6 separate regions of the Homo sapiens genome follow, and regions 2, 3, 4, 5 and 6 are each linked to region 1. A link is a contact called in ENCODE Hi-C or POLR2A ChIA-PET data. All regions are on one chromosome and are shown on one strand. Each heading gives the region's core, a stretch centred on a gene start or an enhancer-like site at or near the end of the contact. The rest is flanking DNA. Distances are from core to core; before and after follow the strand shown. Region 1 holds the start of C18orf32 (chromosome 18 open reading frame 32). Region 2 has its middle 25 kb from the start of SMAD7. Region 3 overlaps MYO5B (myosin VB). Region 4 overlaps DYM (dymeclin). Region 5 overlaps DYM (dymeclin). Region 6 overlaps ACAA2 (acetyl-CoA acyltransferase 2).

Region 1 (2,944 bases), core at 178-2,677:
AGATGAGGTCTCACTGTGTTGCCCATGCTGATCTTAAAGTCCTAAGCTCAAATGATCCTCCCGCCTAGGCCTCCCAAAGTGCTGGGATTACTGGAACCTGGCCTAATTTTTTTTTTTAAATAATTAGCAAGGTGTGATGGCACGCGCCTGTAGTCCCAGGTATTTGGGGAGCTGAGGAAGGAGAGAACCGCTTGCGCCCAGGAAAGCCGAAACTGCCGTGAGCTATGATGGCCCACTGGACTCCAGCCTGGGCCACAGAGGCAGACCCTGTCTCAAGATTAAAAAAAAAAAAAAATCCAAAAGTTGTAACCTGTCCAAAGTTCTCACAGAGGTAACTGGTAACTAGAGCTTCTAAGACCATTATTTCCAGTTCTGGTTTTCCTCAATGCTCTTGCCTTTTCCTCTTCCAAAAACACAATGGTCATGTTTTTACCAAACTTTTACCAAACTTTCCAAACCAACGAAACCCCTTCAAAACAACTGACAATGCTACCAGTACTAGTTTAGTGACTGACAGGCCCTCCATCATAAAGATTCATTTTTACTTCTGCAATTGTGTTTTAAGTAAGTTCGCACACAGTACGATGTACATAAACTCTCGAGGACAAATACTACTAATCACTTACGCCACAATTACGGCTTTTAAGAGACTTTTTAGCTCTCTTCGGAATGAAGCCTATTTGTATCTTATCTTTTAATCTTCATAATAATACTTCGGTAAGATATTTTACTTCACACATATGGAAACTGGGTCAGAAAAGTCTAGAAGGTGGCTACGAGATATTATTATTTTAATTATTCGCTCCAAGCCAACAAAGCGAGCAAAACGGATTAAAGCTGTTGCAGAGGAATCTTCTTTCACTCAACTTAAGTCCAGACAACAGAGTAGACAGTTAAAGTCTGAGGCTCCATCCGAAATAGGGAAGGCATAACAGGGAAAGTCACCTTCCTCCAAGTCATCCAGTTGAGCATGTCATCTTAGTGGAGACAGAGGGAGCGGGGACAGGTTGAGTCAATGACAATGATTGAAAAGAGACGAGAACAGAGGCCTAACGGTGAAGGTCATAGAAAGGATGTGAAACCGATACTTGGCCACGGAAAAGAACAAAATCAATATAAAGTATCGGAGAGGCAAATGCAAGCTCCGAGGGCGCCGGTGGTGGACAAAGAATACAGACAGAGGGGAGGGGAGGGCGGGGCGGAGGGCGGAGGAGCGCGCTCGCGGAAGGAAGGTACCCTGAGAGCGAAGGCAGGCACCGCGGAGGCCGGCGGGCCGCGACCGCCGAGGAGGGAGGAGGCAGGAGGCCGCGCACCGCCTAGGACTCTGCGAGCGCGGCCCGGGCTGGGCCTGCGGAGCAGCTACAAAGCCCAACCCAGGCCGCTAGCCCGGGCACACTCACCCGCGACCGCGGAAACGCAGCTGACAATGTCCGCACTTCCGGAGGGAGGGACGATCCGCAGCCGAGCCAATGGGCGCCTTCAACGGGGACGACAAAGGCGCGCTTGCGTCAACCCGGGGTCGCACAGCACGCAGCAGTGTTGCCCAAGGGGCGCGGCGAGGCTTCCGGCTCTGCGGCCTGCAGGTAGCGCGAAAGTCCTGCGCGTCCCAGATGCCCAACTAAAAGCTTCGCTGCGGGAAGAAAGCCTGACCTGACTACACCCAGACCCAGAACGCAGGATCTCGGTAAAGGATGATGCCTGTGCAAACGGCGCGGCACCCACACGGAAGGTGGCAGCTAGGCCGTTGAGGCAACTGTGGATAAGCTATTAGTTTTGCTGGTTTCTTAAATTCAAGGGCAGAGCAAACTAACATTAAGGCCAACTTTACAAACGTCAGTTGCTTAAAAGAAGCAGTTACATCACTTTATAAACGAAAAGTACTGACGCTCGCTAGGATGTCAGTACGTGTTGGCGAAGTTGTGTGAAAACTGGGACCCTCATAAACCGTTGGTGGAAATGTAGCGTGCAGCCTTTTTGGAAATATTTGGAAGTTCCTCAGATGTTTACTCAGGTAACCTTATGATCTAGCAATTCCACTCTAGTATATACTCAATAAATGAAAACACAAAAATCTGCACACAAACGTTCACAGTACCATCGTTCCTAATAGCAAAAACAAAACCCCTTTATCAATTGACGAAATGATACAGGTTGAGCATCAACCTAAAAAGCTTCAAAACCTGAGCCTGAGTGCTGTTATCATACTCAAAGGCAATGCTCAATGGAGCCATTTCCAACTGGGGATGATCAACTGGTATATTCACATACTGGATTGTTCTGCAAAGAAAACCACTGCAAATTCCTTTTGGGATAATGAAACTTTTTTTGAGACAGGGTCTTGTTCTGTCTTGCCCACGCTGGGGTGCAGTAGTGCTCACTGCAGCCTCCCACCTCAGCCCCCCAATTAGCTGGGACTACATGCAAGTGACACCACACTTACTTTTTTTTAACAGACAGGGTTCTGACATGTTGCCCTGGCTGGGCTTAAGCAGTCAGCCTCCACCTCCCAAAGTGCTGGGACTACAGAAATGAGCCACTGTGCCCAGCCATGAAAATGGTTTTTAATGGTGCAGGGTAAACAATCTTGTGTTTCTAGTTCTAATCCTAAAAAATCCTCATTTGATCCATCTTGTAAGGACACTTGAAATATGTTCACTAATAAAGACAACCAACATTCTTTTCCTTTTAATTACATTTATTTTAATGCTGAATTTACTCCCGTGCCATAAGTTTTTGTTTCTTCAGTTTCTTCTGGGATATCTGGGGAAAGAAAAATGTGTTAAGTTTCTTAGAGAAAACCACAGTACATCTTGGAGGACTTCAGCTTATTCTGGAGGCAGGAAACCTAGTCGTTAAGGACTAAGGGGGAAAAATACTTAAATGGTAGAAATCAACAGAACTTAAGTTCATTAGATGTAAAAAGAAGTGTACAGAATCACTCAGG
Region 2 (2,944 bases), core at 137-2,636, 510 kb before region 1:
TCACCCATCACAGACATGCTAATGCACGTGTGTGCTGCTGGGGGGCGGTGGGAGGGGACCCTGACACTAGCTTTGTGAAACAGCATCCCTGTGGGCTCTGTTCCACTCACCCCCCTACCCACCCTGGCAGAGCAGAGGGGAGGGAGGAAGGAAGCAGGCAGGTTAGCAGAGCGCAGGACCAGGCAGTAAAGTCTCCTAGCTGCGCTACCTCGCTACCTCGGGGTGTCCACATTACTCAGCCCCTCGGAGCCATGGGGGTGGGGAGGGCAGGGCCTCCTGGGACAGGACCATAAACCGTTTATGAATCCCTAAATGTCACACATCAAGTCGACATCACCTGTTCACCTTCATTCTTCTCTCCCTTTGTGAAAAGTCTCTCTTCGCATTCCCTCCGGGCCTCTCCCCTCCTGACCCTTTGGAGTAGGAGCCTTCAAAGCCCTGAAGGTTCCCGAGTGATGTGGGAAGTAAAGTTCTCAATGGAGGTCTCCTCCTAGTGAAAGGGCACTCTGTACTTAATGGAACTGGCCAGACCGTGAAGGTTACCTTGACCTTGTCTGCATGATAAATACAACTGGAGCGGGGCGGAAGGCACACCATTCAGAAAAGCAAACTGCTTGCATCTTCTTTATTTTTAATCTCACTCCATTTTGCTTCTCTGCAGGATCAAAGCAAGTTAAGGAGAGACAGCCTCTGTCTTTCAATCCTAGGGGCAGCTCGTGCAGTCGCCCCGCCGCGGCCACTCTCCTAACACGGGCAGAGGGGGCAGCGACGTGCCCCGGTCGCTCAGCCAGCTGGTGGCAGGGCTGTGACGGCAACCCAGGCCCCCAGACGCCTCTCCGCGTCTAGGCGCTTCCCATAATGGAAGGCTTCGCTCCATTAAAAGTTATTTTAGGGAATCCACAAGCCCACCGCCATCCCCCCCAAAGTGGAAATTTTATGTAAACGAGTCAAAATAAAGCAACAGTTTCTTAATAAGTATGTTTGGAGTTACACTCTGGACTAAGACGAGCCGAATCGGGCGAGGGGATGCGGACTTAAAGGTTCCAGTGTTCTTCTCCATACGGCAAGACTATTTTTAAAAATTTAAGGACGTCTTCCAGTCCACAGTCCACACCGCCTACACCCCCGCAGGTCAGACAGGCGCGAGTTCAGCCCGGTGACCCCGCCATCCTCGCGGCCCCCACCCTGGGGCCAGGGAAGAGGGCGTGGCCGACCCCAGCCCCCTCACCGAAACCGGGCCTGTCCCCTCCCCCATCGCGGTCCCGCACGGCGGCGGAGGGGCCGAGGGGTGGCGGCACCGGGATCCCGCCGCCACCCCGGCGCGCACGGAGGCAGGGTTGGGGGAAACACGATTCCTGGGGAGATTGGAGGAGGCGATGCCGCCGAGGCTGCGGGGGAGTTCTCCCGGAGAACTCGGGGGCCGGGTGGGAATGCGACCTCCAGGGCAGCTATCGCTGCTCCCCCGTAACTGCCGCAGGGACCCTCCCGGGGTGGGGGTGGGGACGCGGGGCTTCCGTCCCTTCCGGGCCGCGGAGGTGCAGGCCCGAGGGGCCCGTGCAGTCAGACGTGCAGTGTGCGCGGCCCGTGACTCAGCCGGGTGGCGACGCGAGGCCGGGGAGGCAGGGGGAAGGGGCGGGCGGGCCGGGCGCGCAACCGGGACCCCGCGGCCTCGGGAGAAGCGAGGTGCGCGCGCCCAGGAGTGGGGGGCGGGGCGGCGGGCGCGCGCGCAGCGGAGGCGCCGGGCGGCGGCGAGGGCCGGGCCGTATGCCGTCTTCCCGGCGCCGCGCTCCCAGAGCTCGCGCCGCCTCCCGGGGCGCCGCGCGGGTGGCGCAGGTAGAGGCCGGGCGGGGGTGGCAGCCACCCCGGGGCTCAGGTTCCAGCCGCCAGGCTTGGCCCTCAGCGGGCGCTGTCAGAGGGCGGGCCCGCGGGAGCGGGGCGGCGGCGGCGGCGGCAGAGGAGCGCAGGGCGGGCGGAGACCGTCGGGGTCACCTCTCCAGCCCCCCGCGGTGGCCGAGCCACCCGCAGTTGCGCTCGAGGCGCCGAGGCGGGGTGGCCGAGCGAGACCCGGGCCGGGCGCGGCTCGGGCCGCACAGCCGCGGCGGCGGCTGCAGACCTGTAAACCTTAATGACAGCAATCTTGCCCGTCTGCGCCTCTGACTCACGTGGTGACCCAGCCTCCAGTCACCCGGCGGCCGCCCTCCGGCCTCAGTTTCCCCCGCCGCCGAACAATGAAGCCACTGTGTCGCCGTTCATTTCTGAGCGCCGTTTCACACGCGGAGCGCCGCCGCCTCCCTGGGGAAGGGACCGAGGCGTCCGGCTTTTAATTATCCCCGGTGGGCGGGCGTGGGGAGGCCGCGCTCTGCTGGATAATTGAACCCTGGGACTATTCCCTCGTCAGCCCAAGCTCTTTATCTTAAGCCGTCCTTTCCTCTTCATCGTATTTAAATTTTACCCCTTCCTCTCCACGCTGGTGGGACTGCTTGAAAAACAATGAAATGGGCCGGTTAGGTGGCTCACGCCTGTAATCGCAGCACTTTGGGAGGCCCAGGCTGGGGGATCACCTGAGGTTAGGAGTTCAAGACCAGCCTGGCAAACATGGTGAAACCCTGTCTCTATTAAAAATACAAAAAAAAAAGGGGGGGGGGGAAAGAAATTGGCCGTGCATGTGGCGCATGCCTGTAATCCCAGCTACTTGAGAGGCTGAGGCACGAGAATCAGTAGAACCCGGGAGAAGGAGGTTGTAGTGAGCCGAGATGGCGCCATTGCACTCCAGCCTGGGCGACAAAGCGAGACTCCGTCTCAAAAAAAAAAAAGAAAAGAAAAGAAAAGAAAAGCAATGAAATGACTCCCCGCCTAGTTTAGGCAATTTGTGTTTTCCCGAATATCAAGGGTTCAGTCAATTTGCTCGCAACGAACTTGAGCCCTTCCTGTGGGCCAGGCCCAG
Region 3 (2,944 bases), core at 308-2,807, 480 kb after region 1:
CTAGAAGGAGGTATTTGAGCTCATAGTGAATGGGAAAGGGCCAGTAATACCAACGAGGTAATAGCGATGGACACAGGCTCCATTCAGCCCACTCCATGTCTCTACCCTTTCCATTCTTCAGTACAACTAAATTTTCTCAGTGTCATACATACAAAGTGTCATGCAAGCCCTTCCAAATAGAGCATAGTCCCTCAGTACCACCCCAGAGAGAAATGTTGCAGCTGGCCCTGATGGGGGCTGAGGATGGTGGTGGTGGAGAGATAGCACCTGTGCAGAGGGAACACCACAGATAGAGGCATCAGATACCCAAAGGGGCCGGGCCGGTGCCCAGAATACATCAGGCTTCTCCCACCCTGGTGCTCACCTCCCCCATCAGGAGGAGTAGGAAATCATTTAGAGATTAAATGAGTCAACTGCTTGGAGACAAACCACATTAAAGCACAGCCTTTGGCCATGCCCACGTGTGAGAAATAATTCTAGGTTGAAAAAACAAGATCAAAGATGTAAAGTGTATGCTGGGATGAAGGAGGCCACCCCTGTGCACTCCAGACCAAGCAGGAGAAGCACTGTGTCTGCCAGTCACTGCCTTGAATTGGGGCCCTTCCAGCCCAGATGATAGTCTTAAAGACTGAGCTATGTCCCTTAGAACCTTACTGCCTTCCCCGATCCTCCACCCTGAGAGAAGCTGCTGATGGCAGCCAAGCCCCAGAGGAAATTGAATTAATAAAACCTAGGTGGGAGATAAAAGAGCCACCCCAGCAATTGGCCAGATAATAGCAATTGGGTGTGCTGGCAGAGCTGTGCTAAGCTCCACAGAGGATTTAAATATCTCAGACTTGTCATTTTCTAAAGGTTTACACTGGTAGCACTCCACAAAGAACATTCTCATTAATTTGAGATGGACTGAAATTAGCTTGTAATTTTCCTATTTCTAAGATATTATCTGGTAACAATTCCTGTGCCATCTAGCATAATTACTTAAATGCCGGAGGCCCAGAAATGAATGAGGGGCTCGGGCAGCTTGGGGAAACATCTAAAATGACAGACCTCAGAAAGCCACAGTTGGGGAGATTGGGTAACTTTTCCTTTACAATGGAATTATATTTATAGTAATTCCTCCCATCAACAGAGAAGACTTTTTAAAATAAACACAATGAATCAATTTATAGTTCACAACATTAAAGTGTCACAAAGAAATTTATATGCTAAAGAGAACTGAATTTCTCTTGTAAAATCAGTGTTGAAAATATTTAAACCAGAATCCTTGGGCCGGAGGAAGGTCAAAACATAGAGTAAGAATCGATGCTGAAATGTGGCATCTGGTCTCTCGATGGCACAATGATCACACTGTTTCCATTTCTATTTTCATAGTCGAAAAGTATACAATTTCCTTCTCATTCTACCTTAACTTCAGAGTGTAGTAAGGGACACAGATGCCTCTACAAATAAGGTAGTGTCCGTTGGAAAGTGAAACTGCAATAAAAAGTCAATTAGTCACTAAGTTAATGATCAACCTCCTTGAATCTCTCACTCCATGACCTGGAGAGAGAACAGAGAGGCAGTGAGATGCTTTGAAGATTGGGAAACTCTACGTTCCCCTGGCACAGGTCAAAGGAACTAAAATCTCCTAGCTCAGCCTGGTCTTTCCAATTTATAAAGCTCACTCTCCAGCATTCTGCCTTTGGTAGACTGAAAAGATGGACTACAGATTAGATACAGACGATAGCTTCCAGGGAATGATTATTAGAAGTCACACAGAAAATATAACATGGAGAAATTCTCCCTGGAGAAGCCTTTAAAAGCAGGGCCATCATGCATTGAGGTCAGAGAAATGATCCAGACATCCTTTCAAGGTCCCTTTCCATCTTGAAGCCTATAAAATCTCACAAGGCCACCCTGGGTCTGTCAGAGAGGCCAACCCTTCTGATCTCTTTACTGAACAACCTCGGGATGCTGGCTGTACCTTGGAATGGTGGGGCCTGCATTCCGCTCAGGTGCTTCTCTGTGCCTAGATGCCCCCACCCAGGACTAGTTTTTTTAGACAGAACACAATCCCAGGCACTGTTCACACCCCAAGGCGAAGGTCAGTTATTCTTCTTGAGGACCTAAATCCACTCAGTTTGCCAAATGCTCCAATTCCCAGCTCGTCTTCAGGCCTGAAACTCCAATGCAGGACAGGAAAACATCCACTGTATGGCGATCCTCTCCCAACCTAACAGCCAACTGTCCCAAACTATGAAGGCTGTAAAGATGAGCAAGTCACAGTCCCTGCCCAGAAGAGCTACTGGGCAGATGACAGGAAACTAGTACATGAGAGCCTCCCCAAGGAATAGAAATTGTATGTGTTGTAGGCTTTTAAAAGACAATGAGGCCATAGTGTTCCCAAACCAAACTGAGGGTCGGGCTGCTTATTCTCGTGGCCCAATAACAAGATGCAGATGAGCTGGGGAGGAAAAGAGTTTTTACTTTCTGCAACCAGTTACAGGGAGAAGGCCTGGAAATTATCGCCAGCCCAACTCAAAATTACAAAGTTTTTCAGAGCTTATATACCTTCTAAGCTGTATGTCTACATGTAAGTGTGCATTCATCCAAAGACATAAGTGATTAACTTCTAATCTATAACTAAGATCTGAGTCTTGAAGACTTTCCTCTGGAGCCTCAGTAAATTTACTTAATCTAAATGGGTCCGGGTGCTGGGGTGATTACCCTTATCTTGTCTCCTGCTAAATCACGGAGGTTTGGGGAGTTCCTTCAGGCCCCCCAATAAACTTGTTTCTAGAGGCCTGGGGAGTTTCTTCAGACCCACAATAAAACTTGTTTAATCTTAAACGGGTCCTGTTAAGAATTCATTCCTTATTTTGTCATGCTTTAAGGCCCAGGAAGGGCCTAGGCAAGACTCTTGGTGGGCTCTTGTTACATTCCAGCCTTTGTATGAGGGCACTGA
Region 4 (2,944 bases), core at 217-2,716, 430 kb before region 1:
TGCCACTACGCCCGGCTAATTTGTTGTATTTTTAGTAGAGATAGGGTTTCACCATGTTGGCCAGGCTGGTCTTGAACTCCTGACCTCAGGTGATCTGCCCGCCTTGGCCTCCCAAAGTGCAGGAATTACAGGCGTGAGCCACTGTGCTGGGCCAGAACTAAATTTAAAATATAGGAAATTATAAAGGACCACTTATTAGAAGTTACAAGTTAAGAAACACAAAGTTAAAATTAAGAAGCCCATCATGAGAGTGGCTCAAAAGACAGTTGCAACACATGGCATATCTAGGAACACCATGGCTGGCGACACAGAGGGACTTGGGCAGGGGGTCTCTGGGCACTAAGTTACCACCCAAGAGGGGCACTTACAAGGTTGGCAGACACGGATCCTGAGCTCAGGAAATGGTTTCACCACTGTGGAGTGTCCACAAGTGACACTAACAGTTTTTGTAAGTAAGGGCGAAAAGACTCTTCGGGAAAACATGGAGGATATAAAGTGGAGCCCCATGCTCGGGACAAGCTCTCCACAAACCATCGTATCATTGGCTAGAACTGGAAGCCCCCTTGAGTCTGAATCTTGAGCAAATGTCCCTGGTAGGACCTCTGTCACAGACCCAGGCTAAGGGGATTCACAGAAAGGAGAGAAACTTAATCTTCGGTTTTCAATTTCTCTCTCTTTTCTGGGGGCTGGTGGGAAGGTACAGACTCTCCTGCTGCCTTGGTGTGTGGGCAGGGTTGTGACTTGTGGAGACAGGGCTGGGGTGGGGGTTGCTGGAACTGCATGTGGAGGGACCCTCTGGAGCAGACAGAGGCTGACAGCACCCTTCTGGGGCCGATCTGCAGTGAGGTGTGGCTAGAGGTAAGTTTGGAGAGGTGGGTGGAGGCACGGAGGCAGCCTTGAGGGAAGCCTGTTCACCTGGGAAGCCTAGAGTCGAGGGGACAGATGGAGGACAGAGACTCGTGATCTAAAAGCCATCAGCTGCGGGGCACCAGGTGAAGTTGCCTACGCGTCAACTCCTCAGGAAGGCTGACTGCATTACTGAGTCAAACTGCCTGATGCAAATCAATTCCTACTTAGGAGGCTGGGAGAAGGAGAATATTTTGATTCCAAGGTAGGAGATGGGGGCAAAAGTGGAGAATTCTGCTGTCTGTCTTCAAAGATGATGATACTAATGAGAGACAGAATCTGAATACGAGGTGCCAAGAGTCCTTCCTAACCCACAGCAGTGATGCTGTCTTTGAGGTTCTCAACAGATTGGGTGGGATCCTGCCCATTAGTAGCCCCAGGCCAAGCTGCAGAGCTTCCCAAAATGCCGAGGGCCAAATGGGCAGAATGCTAAACGAAAGCACAGCAGCATGCTGTGGGTGAGTAACCTGAATTCCCTTTCTTGGACAAAGGTCTCCCCGCCTTCGTGAGAATGGGAAGGCAAAGACTACGATGAGCTGAAGCCTGGAAAGGCTGGGTGAAGAAATGTTTCCCTCCAGCGTTCCAGGAAATATCCTGGGAGGGCTCACACCAAAAGATGAACAAGCAACCAGCGGCTGACTCTAATGGAACAACGGCTTCCCGCTGCTGGCCAGTGAGGATGGAGGTGGTGACACTGCCACGGCAGCTGAGGCGACTCAGCCCAGCAGCCACGTGAGCCTGGCTAGGGGAAGTGAGTAATGAGGGGGCTGGGGGAGGTGCAGGCTGAAGGAAACTTTGGGGTTTCTCAAGTCGTTCCTGTCTCTTCAGCTGTCACCCTCTGCTCCCACTTTCCTGAAATGGAGGCAGGACTCTTCAGACAACTCAGAGACTCAAGAGCCACCAAATGGGCTCAGGCCCTGCTTTCTGCTAGCATTGCCACAGAGCCCCTAAAAGCCACTGAAGACAGGCCATTTTCATTGACACTGTCAGAGTAGAAAAGAAAGAGAATACTTGAAACTCTGTTTTCCAAAACCAAAGTAGAGAAAGCTAATAAGCAAGGGACAGGTGATGTGATCAGAAATCAAACAGGATTTGGCTCTCAGGCTACATGCCACTGAGGAGAGGAGAATCTTCACAGAGGGCTAATGAGTGTAAAAATATTCGTATTTGTAAGCTGAAACAAAGATTGAATCTCCATTAATAAAAGCCTATTCTTTTTCATTCATGATTCCTGCTTTATTTATTTTATTATTATTTTTAAAGACAGAGTCTCACTCTGTTGGCCAGGCTGGAGTGCATTGGTGTGATCTCGGCTCACTGTAGCCTCAACCTCCCAGGCTCAAGCGATCCTCCCACTTTAGACTCCCTAGTAGCAGGGACTACAGGCGCATGCCACCACAACTGGGTAATTTTTTTTTTTTTTTTGTATTTTTAGTAGAGACGGGGTTTCACCATGTTAGCCAGGATGGTCTCGATCTCCTGACCTCATGATCCGCCCACCTTGGCCTCCCAAAGTGCTGCGATTACAGGCGTGAGCCACCGCGCCCGGCCACACCTGGGTCATTTTTGTATTTTTTGTAAAGACATGTTTTTGCCACATTGTCCAGGCTGGTCTTGAATTCTGGGGCTCAAGAGATCTGTTGCCCATCTCAGCCTCCCAAAGTGCTGGGACTACAGGTATGAGCCATGGCCTGGGCCAATTCCTGCTTTTACCCTTTCCTGTACAAAAAGGCATAGGTCGTAAGTTTCATATCTCAGTGTGTTAGCAATGTAAAACCTGGCTCACCATATCCAAAATAGGGTCTTGATCTGGCCTTGGGCAGGCTAGAAATTTAACTGCACTGGTATAAATCCATGTGATCTGAACTTTTTTTTTGGTAATTTTCTTATGAAGGGAGCAGTTTCACAGTTTACAACTTTATGAACTAGCAATAACACCATGGGCAGGATAGAGGGAAAGTACATTCAGAGGTGGCAAAGCAGTGATGCTGACCAATCAGACAAAGAGACCGCAGAGAGGAAGGACTTCACCTCTGCA
Region 5 (2,944 bases), core at 148-2,647, 320 kb before region 1:
ATCTCTCCTACTGAATCAGTGCTAACCATTCTCTTCAATTAAATCTGAGAAAAGGCAGCAAAATTCAAGTTCATAAACCCATTTGGAAAATGTTGTGATTTACAAAGTCTCATACACATAAATGTTAAGAAAAAAAAAAAAAAGGATTGTCAATGACAGATTCCAAATGGAATTTTCCCACTATTTCTAGAAGCAGATGCTTTAAGAAATTCATTTTTACTTAGTGAAAATTTTATACAAGAAGAAAATATTCAATCAGTGACTCTAAAATCTGTAAACTTCAGTAGCAGAATTCACAGGACTGTTACAAATTCAAATTGTCCTATCATGGCATAATTACCTCCATGGTTGGCAAATACCAGTAAATATGACCTATTTCCTCAAATATTAATTTTATAGATCTCTGATTAAAGAAGAATGCTACTAAGGCAACATCAGAACTTCAGAACTATACATATTCAACACATTTTTGTGGAGTAAATGGCACAGGAATACTACATAAATCAAATAATAATTGCTTATAAATAACAAAACATTTGCAGATGACCCAAATTCAAGTTTTTGGTAAACCCAACTCCCCATTGCCACCCTGGCCCCGATAGGGTTTCTAAACAGTTACTAGATATATTTTTCTTATCACAGGTATGGCAAGTGTAGAATTAAGCGAGCTGTTATGCTAATTAAAAAATTAGAACATTCAACTTAACAGGAAAATCTTAAAAGATACATTTTGGAATTATAAACTTAATACCTTAAGGGGATGACAGATTGTGACATCACATACCCACACACACACGAGAAAAAACTAGCACCAGTCAGGCTGTGGCTGCACACAGCTATCTTTGTTTATCATTGACTGATATCTGGACTGGGTACTGTTCCCACAGTCTCATATCAGGACAACCATTTAGAAATGAAACAAACCACAGGAAAGAAGCAAGGCAACTCTACAGCTGTCTGGTATGCATCATCACTGCAAACTCAGAACTAAAGAGTTCTCTAATAAAGTTTCTAAATACCAATCCACTATGTTGTTGTCTGGAGATTTAGAGCTGTCCTTATTAGAACTTGATGAACTTCTCCTGTGGTTAATGGCAAGATAATTTTTAGCATCTTCATCAAAGCCATATTCCAAAATATAAGAAATGTCACAGGTAGTCACACTACTTTAAGAAAATTTATAACACATTCTCTTTCCTATTATTATATTATGCTCACCCCTGTGCTGTTTCTATTCTATTCCATCAGCATCCTCTAAGGTCAGGTGATGTCTTAGTGCATTTTCTGTCGGTTAGAACAGAATACCTGAAACTAGGTAATTTATAAAGAAAAAGGAATTTATACAGTTATGGAGGCTGGGAAGGCCATGGTCAAGGAGATGCAGCTGGTGAGAACCTTCTTGCTAGTGGTGACTCTCTGTGGCATCCCAAGATGATGCAGGGTATCACACAGTGCATGCTAACATGCTAGCTCAAGTCTCTCTTCCTCTTCTTATAAAGCTACTAGTTCCCCTCCTATGCTAACCTATTAATCCATTAACTCACTAATCTATTGATCCATGAATTCATTAATCCATTTATAAGGGATCCAATCACCTATTCAAGGTCCCACTTCTCAATACTGCCACACTGGGGATTAAGTTTCAACATGAGTTTTGGATGGCACATTCAACCGTAGCAGTTGGTAATAAACTCTTCGTCATTAAGGTGGATGGAACAAAGGCCACATGTTACTGCTGCTCTCTTCTGACCATGTCTGGTAAGACTGGAGTCACACCCTGATGAGAGCAGAGCCAATTAGATTCTCTTTCTCAGGAATTGAGAATGAGGACTTTAAGACTTTAAGACAGCTAAAGGCACTGCACTCACAAGGTTGGAGGGAAGAAGAGGAAGGGCTGGGGTTGCTATTTTAGGTCCAAGTAAGCAAACAGATAAACCTGGATGGTAGAAAGCAGCAGCAGAATAAAGCAGAAGCAAAAGGAAGCAGAGACCAGAAACGAAATGACCCCCAAAACAGGACCCAATGGCTTTTCAATTTTAGGTTCCAGATCTCTGGGAAATCCAGGTGTACTTGCTCCCCTTAAGTTCAATAAGGAATCTTTGCATACTTCCTATAAAATCATCCCTGCTTTTGTTTTTGTGTTATTAGCTTGAGTGGGTTTCTCAACTCAGATATAAAGATTCTTAATTATGTACAAATTATTGGTTTAAGGTTGATTTTCTTCAACCACTTGTTAACAATCATTTACAACTTGTTCCCTTGATTTGAGACATCATTCTTCTATTTGCATATTAGAGGTTTCTTGGGCAGCAAAGATTTTCAGCACAGTAAAATCTTGAGAAGAGAGGGGTAATGCTATTATAAATTTTACAATGAAATAATTTATTTATTTATTATTTTTTTGAGATGCAGAGTCTTACTGTGTCACCCAGGCTACAGTGCAGGGGCATGATCTCAGCTCACTGCAACCTCTGCCTCCCGGATTCAAGTGATTCTCCTGCCTCGGCCTCCCAAATAGCTGGGACTACAGGTGTGCACCACCACACCCGGCTAATTTTTGCATTTTTAGTAGAGATGGGGTTTCACCATGTTGGCCAGGCTGGTCTTGAACTCCCGACCAAGTGATCCATCTGCCTCGGCCTCCCAAAGTGCTGGGATTACAGGCAGGAGTTACTGTGCCTGGCTGAAAGGAAAATTTTTTATTGATGAATAAGGTAACTACTTACATAATCTGGTAGAGGAACATCATTAGAACTCAGCGAACCTCTCAAGGACTGTGTGGCTTGTTCCAGAACTTTGTTGTGTTTTTTAGACAGCAAAGAAAATAAACTGGAAAAACAAACAAAAAACCAATTATATTAAAGGAACTGTTTTCTTTTCTGTCTTCTGTGGAAATATATAGTTCCACAGCATGTCAATTATTCTAAAATATACTTGTAAATGA
Region 6 (2,944 bases), core at 310-2,809, 300 kb after region 1:
GATGTACATCATTTGGAAAGGCTAACTACAATGAAATTCAAAGAGCAATGAGACCAAATTAAAGTCATTTATGCTATAAAAGTACATGGTTTATTCATGTTGTTAAAAAAAAAAAAAAAAAAAAAAACACTTACCTCTACCAAATCCATGTCCTTAAGACTCAGTCCTGCTTTCTTCAGTGCCCCACTGATAGCAGGGACAGGACCTATATAATAATAAAAATCTTCTATAAAAATATAGAAATAAATGTCATCTTATATTTACGTATCAAGCTTCTCCTTCTTTCCAAGTAAGGAAGAAATAATGCGGCAGTTATTAGTAGCCACAAATCTTACTACCTTGACCGTACCTATTAAATGAAGTGACCATAAAGAGGCAGAAAAAGGGCCCAGGCATGGTGGCTCATGCCTGTAATCTCAGTACTTTGGGAGGCTGAAGTGGGAGGATCACTTTAGCCTCCTGGGCAACACAGCAAGACCCCATCTCTAAAAAAGAAAAAAAATAATAATAAAAATAAAATGGAACCAAGGTGAAAAGTTGTTTATACATTCAAACTGCAGATAAGAGAATTACATGAAAAGTTCTACCATAAACGGCTTTAAGATTGAAAACAGCCAAAGGAGTCCATATATGGGATTTTAGTTATGTTAATAGATTATAATTGATATCAAAGAGCAAGGCAGACTGAGTGCTCTACTTGGGATCCAAGCCATATGCATTCACAGCACAGAAGTTACTGTGGCTACACTCTGAATTTTCAGGCCCATTTGGATAAAAGACAAGAAATAGCAGTATCTCCACATGGGCACAGAGAGATGGGAAACTACGAGGCACTTCAGGGAAGGTTTTATGAAGTAAGGTGATGTTTACAACTCCAAGGGTAGGCAGGAAATTTAAATAAAACATAACTCCTAATTTAAGAAATGCAACTCCATCTAATAAGACTTCTGAAATAAACTTTAGCTCCCAGATTTCTGATGATGTAATGAGAGTTTAATATTGCTCATAATTTAAATCCATATTTTTTCTCAAAAGGTAAAAAATTTGGGTAGAGAAGATTATCTACTTCTCGACTTGTTCTTAAAGAATGAAACTGCCAAAAATGTCTACAAAGAAAAATATGTAGTATGTTCTGCTGAATTCAAGTAGTCAAATATTCTGCATCAAGTTTCACAAGCATTTTACCTTATAAAATGGAAAATCAGTCTTTACAAGAAAGGCATAATGAAACCTAAATATAATATTTATTTTGTCACGTAGTTAAAATACTCTTTGGACAACAAACCACGTGCTTATTGATTAGGACTATCCAGTTAATGCACTTCAATTTAAAATGCCAGTTTCATGTGGCTACTGATTTACTACAGCTACTGATTTACTACAGGATCTGATTCCAGATTCTCTTTGTATGTCTAAAGCATGAAATCATGAAAATGAGATGGGTAGTCAGTAGTAAAGCATCAGTTATCCAGCCTGGTGAGGGGATGAAGTAGCCAACAGTGGTGACAGACACATAAAAGGTGGACAATGTTCAGACCACTGTACACACTTCCTTGTCTGCATAAACAACACAGCAAGCATGACTCGTACTTTCACTTTAACTCAGAATCCACCGTAACAATATGCTAGGCCATAACTCGATTTTTAAAGGACTCTTCCCAGACCACTGTTATTTACTGGGACTTCAGGAAGGTTTAGTATTCTTGTTAGGAAAAGGAGACCTTATTTCTAGTCCTGGTTCCTGTCACTAATAGCTGTGCGACTTTGTGCATCTCTCTGGGCAACAAGCTACTCATCAATAGCACTCTGAATGGGTTTTCCACCTTTTTCTCTTTAAGCATCAGAATTCTTTTTGCATATGATGCCAAGTAATAGATAATGCCAGACTGCTCCAGCTGAAGAGGCTCAAAGTTCCACCCACCAACCTCTACCATTGCCACCCCTGAGGAGTTCCAGGGAGTGCTGTCTTTCTATAGCTGTGTATTTCCTCAGAACCAGTACTATTCTTTTCAAGTCATGGCTTTCCCCGTTTTTTTTTGGTCTGCAGCTATTCTGCAGGGCTAAGGATTGCTAGTCATTAGGTAATCATGGAACTGAGAACCACTATTCTTGTAAGTTAGATTAACAAACCAGTTCCCACTAGATACTTAATAACTTATTCTCCCCACTTATTCATCTGGGATGCTTCAACGAGTTACTTTGTTTAATCCCATCACTATATACAAGTGACAGCCAAACTTCTAGATGAAGGGGGCAGCTGATACTGTGGGACATCTGGAATGTACAGCTCTGTTCAAGCCCCGAGGAAAAATGACAATCCTACCACAGGAGCATTCTTTGTACTTTAGGGCAAATATTCAGGCCCAGGAACAGAAGGAAGGAAAACAACGCTTTCTTGGTTCACTGGCTATGCTAATCTACCAGAACCTATTAAATAAAGTTAAACTGAAAAAGGAGTATAAAATAGCCAACCCATGTCACATACATTTGTTTGATCATCAAAAGCATCTAGGTGTATGCAGGAAAAAAACCAACTCTGCTCTTGGGCTGGGCATGGTGGCTCACGCCTGTAATCCTAGCACTTTGGGAGGCTGAGGTGGGCGGATCACCTGAGGTCAGTAGTTTGAGATCAGCCTGGCCAACGTGGAAAAACCCTGTCTCTGCTAAAAATACAAAAATTAGCCAGGCGTGGGGGCGGGCACCTGTAATCCCAGCTACTGGGAAGAATGAGGTTGCAGTGAGCTGAGATCACGCCACTGCACTCCAGCCTGGGTGACAAAGCGAGACTCTGTGTCAAAAACAAAAAACAAAACCAACTCTGCTCTTGGGCTCCACTCTGGACTTACTGAAACAAAATCTAAGGGTGTGGGGGTTATGAGTGGATTCTGACAATCATCTGAGGTTGGGAACCACTACCCTAGATATCAAAATAATAAATGCCATA

The links. Hi-C counts contacts between places; a loop is a spot of excess contacts on that map. ChIA-PET counts read pairs that join two places held with the same protein, here RNA polymerase II (POLR2A). Pooled maps may share reads with other maps.
Region 2: a pooled map shows a loop between it and region 1 (4-fold over the local background). The contact joins the enhancer-like site here to the promoter of C18orf32 in region 1. A Hi-C loop is called at or near these places in 8 of 50 pooled maps. POLR2A ChIA-PET finds 5 or more read pairs at or near these places in 2 of 52 experiments (WTC11 and activated T-cell).
Region 3: a loop to region 1 is called in a map with no recorded cell type, with 4 times the contacts of the local background. The contact joins the enhancer-like site here to the promoter of C18orf32 in region 1. A Hi-C loop is called at or near these places in 3 of 37 single-sample maps with no recorded cell type and 3 of 50 pooled maps.
Region 4: a loop to region 1 is called in a map of natural killer cell, with 2.3 times the contacts of the local background. The contact joins the enhancer-like site here to the promoter of C18orf32 in region 1. A Hi-C loop is called at or near these places in 1 of 168 maps with a recorded cell type or tissue (natural killer cell) and 1 of 50 pooled maps. POLR2A ChIA-PET finds 5 or more read pairs at or near these places in 1 of 52 experiments (activated naive CD4-positive, alpha-beta T cell).
Region 5: a map with no recorded cell type shows a loop between it and region 1 (4-fold over the local background). The contact joins the enhancer-like site here to the promoter of C18orf32 in region 1. A Hi-C loop is called at or near these places in 6 of 37 single-sample maps with no recorded cell type and 3 of 50 pooled maps. POLR2A ChIA-PET finds 5 or more read pairs at or near these places in 3 of 52 experiments (H1, HEK293 and activated B cell).
Region 6: a loop to region 1 is called in a pooled map, with 2.3 times the contacts of the local background. The contact joins the enhancer-like site here to the promoter of C18orf32 in region 1. A Hi-C loop is called at or near these places in 4 of 50 pooled maps. POLR2A ChIA-PET finds 5 or more read pairs at or near these places in 2 of 52 experiments (RWPE1 and naive thymus-derived CD4-positive, alpha-beta T cell).

The regions. Positions count from the first base shown.
Region 1 is chr18:49,485,807-49,488,750 of GRCh38, forward strand. C18orf32 (chromosome 18 open reading frame 32) reads right to left here and starts at 1,428. Exons shown (of 3, transcript NM_001035005.4): 1 at 1,237-1,428. The region is part of intron 5 of RPL17-C18orf32 (RPL17-C18orf32 readthrough); the gene reads right to left. It overlaps RPL17 (ribosomal protein L17), which reads right to left. Exons shown (of 7, transcript NM_001035006.5): 7 at 2,675-2,760. The coding sequence ends at 2,713. MIR1539 (microRNA 1539) reads left to right here and starts at 1,567; the gene lies at 1,567-1,616. RefSeq lists a silencer at 1,157-1,286 and an enhancer at 1,327-1,486.
Region 2 is chr18:48,974,250-48,977,193 of GRCh38, forward strand. No RefSeq gene overlaps it. Among named protein-coding and RNA genes, the nearest start is that of SMAD7, 25 kb to the left of the region's middle. RefSeq lists silencers at 1,486-1,605, 1,706-2,005, 2,036-2,155. Within about 2 kb of position 1,387, at least 24 of the 41 ENCODE cell types and tissues checked have a DNase peak (open chromatin) inside an H3K27ac peak, as active enhancers do.
Region 3 is chr18:49,965,832-49,968,775 of GRCh38, forward strand. All of the region lies in intron 10 of MYO5B (myosin VB), which reads right to left. Among named protein-coding and RNA genes, the nearest start is that of SNHG22, 150 kb to the left of the region's middle. Within about 2 kb of position 1,558, at least 2 of the 41 ENCODE cell types and tissues checked have a DNase peak (open chromatin) inside an H3K27ac peak, as active enhancers do.
Region 4 is chr18:49,054,390-49,057,333 of GRCh38, forward strand. The region is part of intron 17 of DYM (dymeclin); the gene reads right to left. Among named protein-coding and RNA genes, the nearest start is that of MIR4744, 6.1 kb to the left of the region's middle. Within about 2 kb of position 1,467, at least 12 of the 41 ENCODE cell types and tissues checked have a DNase peak (open chromatin) inside an H3K27ac peak, as active enhancers do.
Region 5 is chr18:49,160,959-49,163,902 of GRCh38, forward strand. DYM (dymeclin) reads right to left here. Exons shown (of 18, transcript NM_001353214.3): 15 at 2,727-2,829. Among named protein-coding and RNA genes, the nearest start is that of MIR4744, 110 kb to the left of the region's middle. RefSeq lists a silencer at 890-949. Within about 2 kb of position 1,398, at least 2 of the 41 ENCODE cell types and tissues checked have a DNase peak (open chromatin) inside an H3K27ac peak, as active enhancers do.
Region 6 is chr18:49,787,157-49,790,100 of GRCh38, forward strand. It overlaps ACAA2 (acetyl-CoA acyltransferase 2), which reads right to left. Exons shown (of 10, transcript NM_006111.3): 8 at 135-205. Among named protein-coding and RNA genes, the nearest start is that of ACAA2, 25 kb to the right of the region's middle. Within about 2 kb of position 1,560, at least 4 of the 41 ENCODE cell types and tissues checked have a DNase peak (open chromatin) inside an H3K27ac peak, as active enhancers do.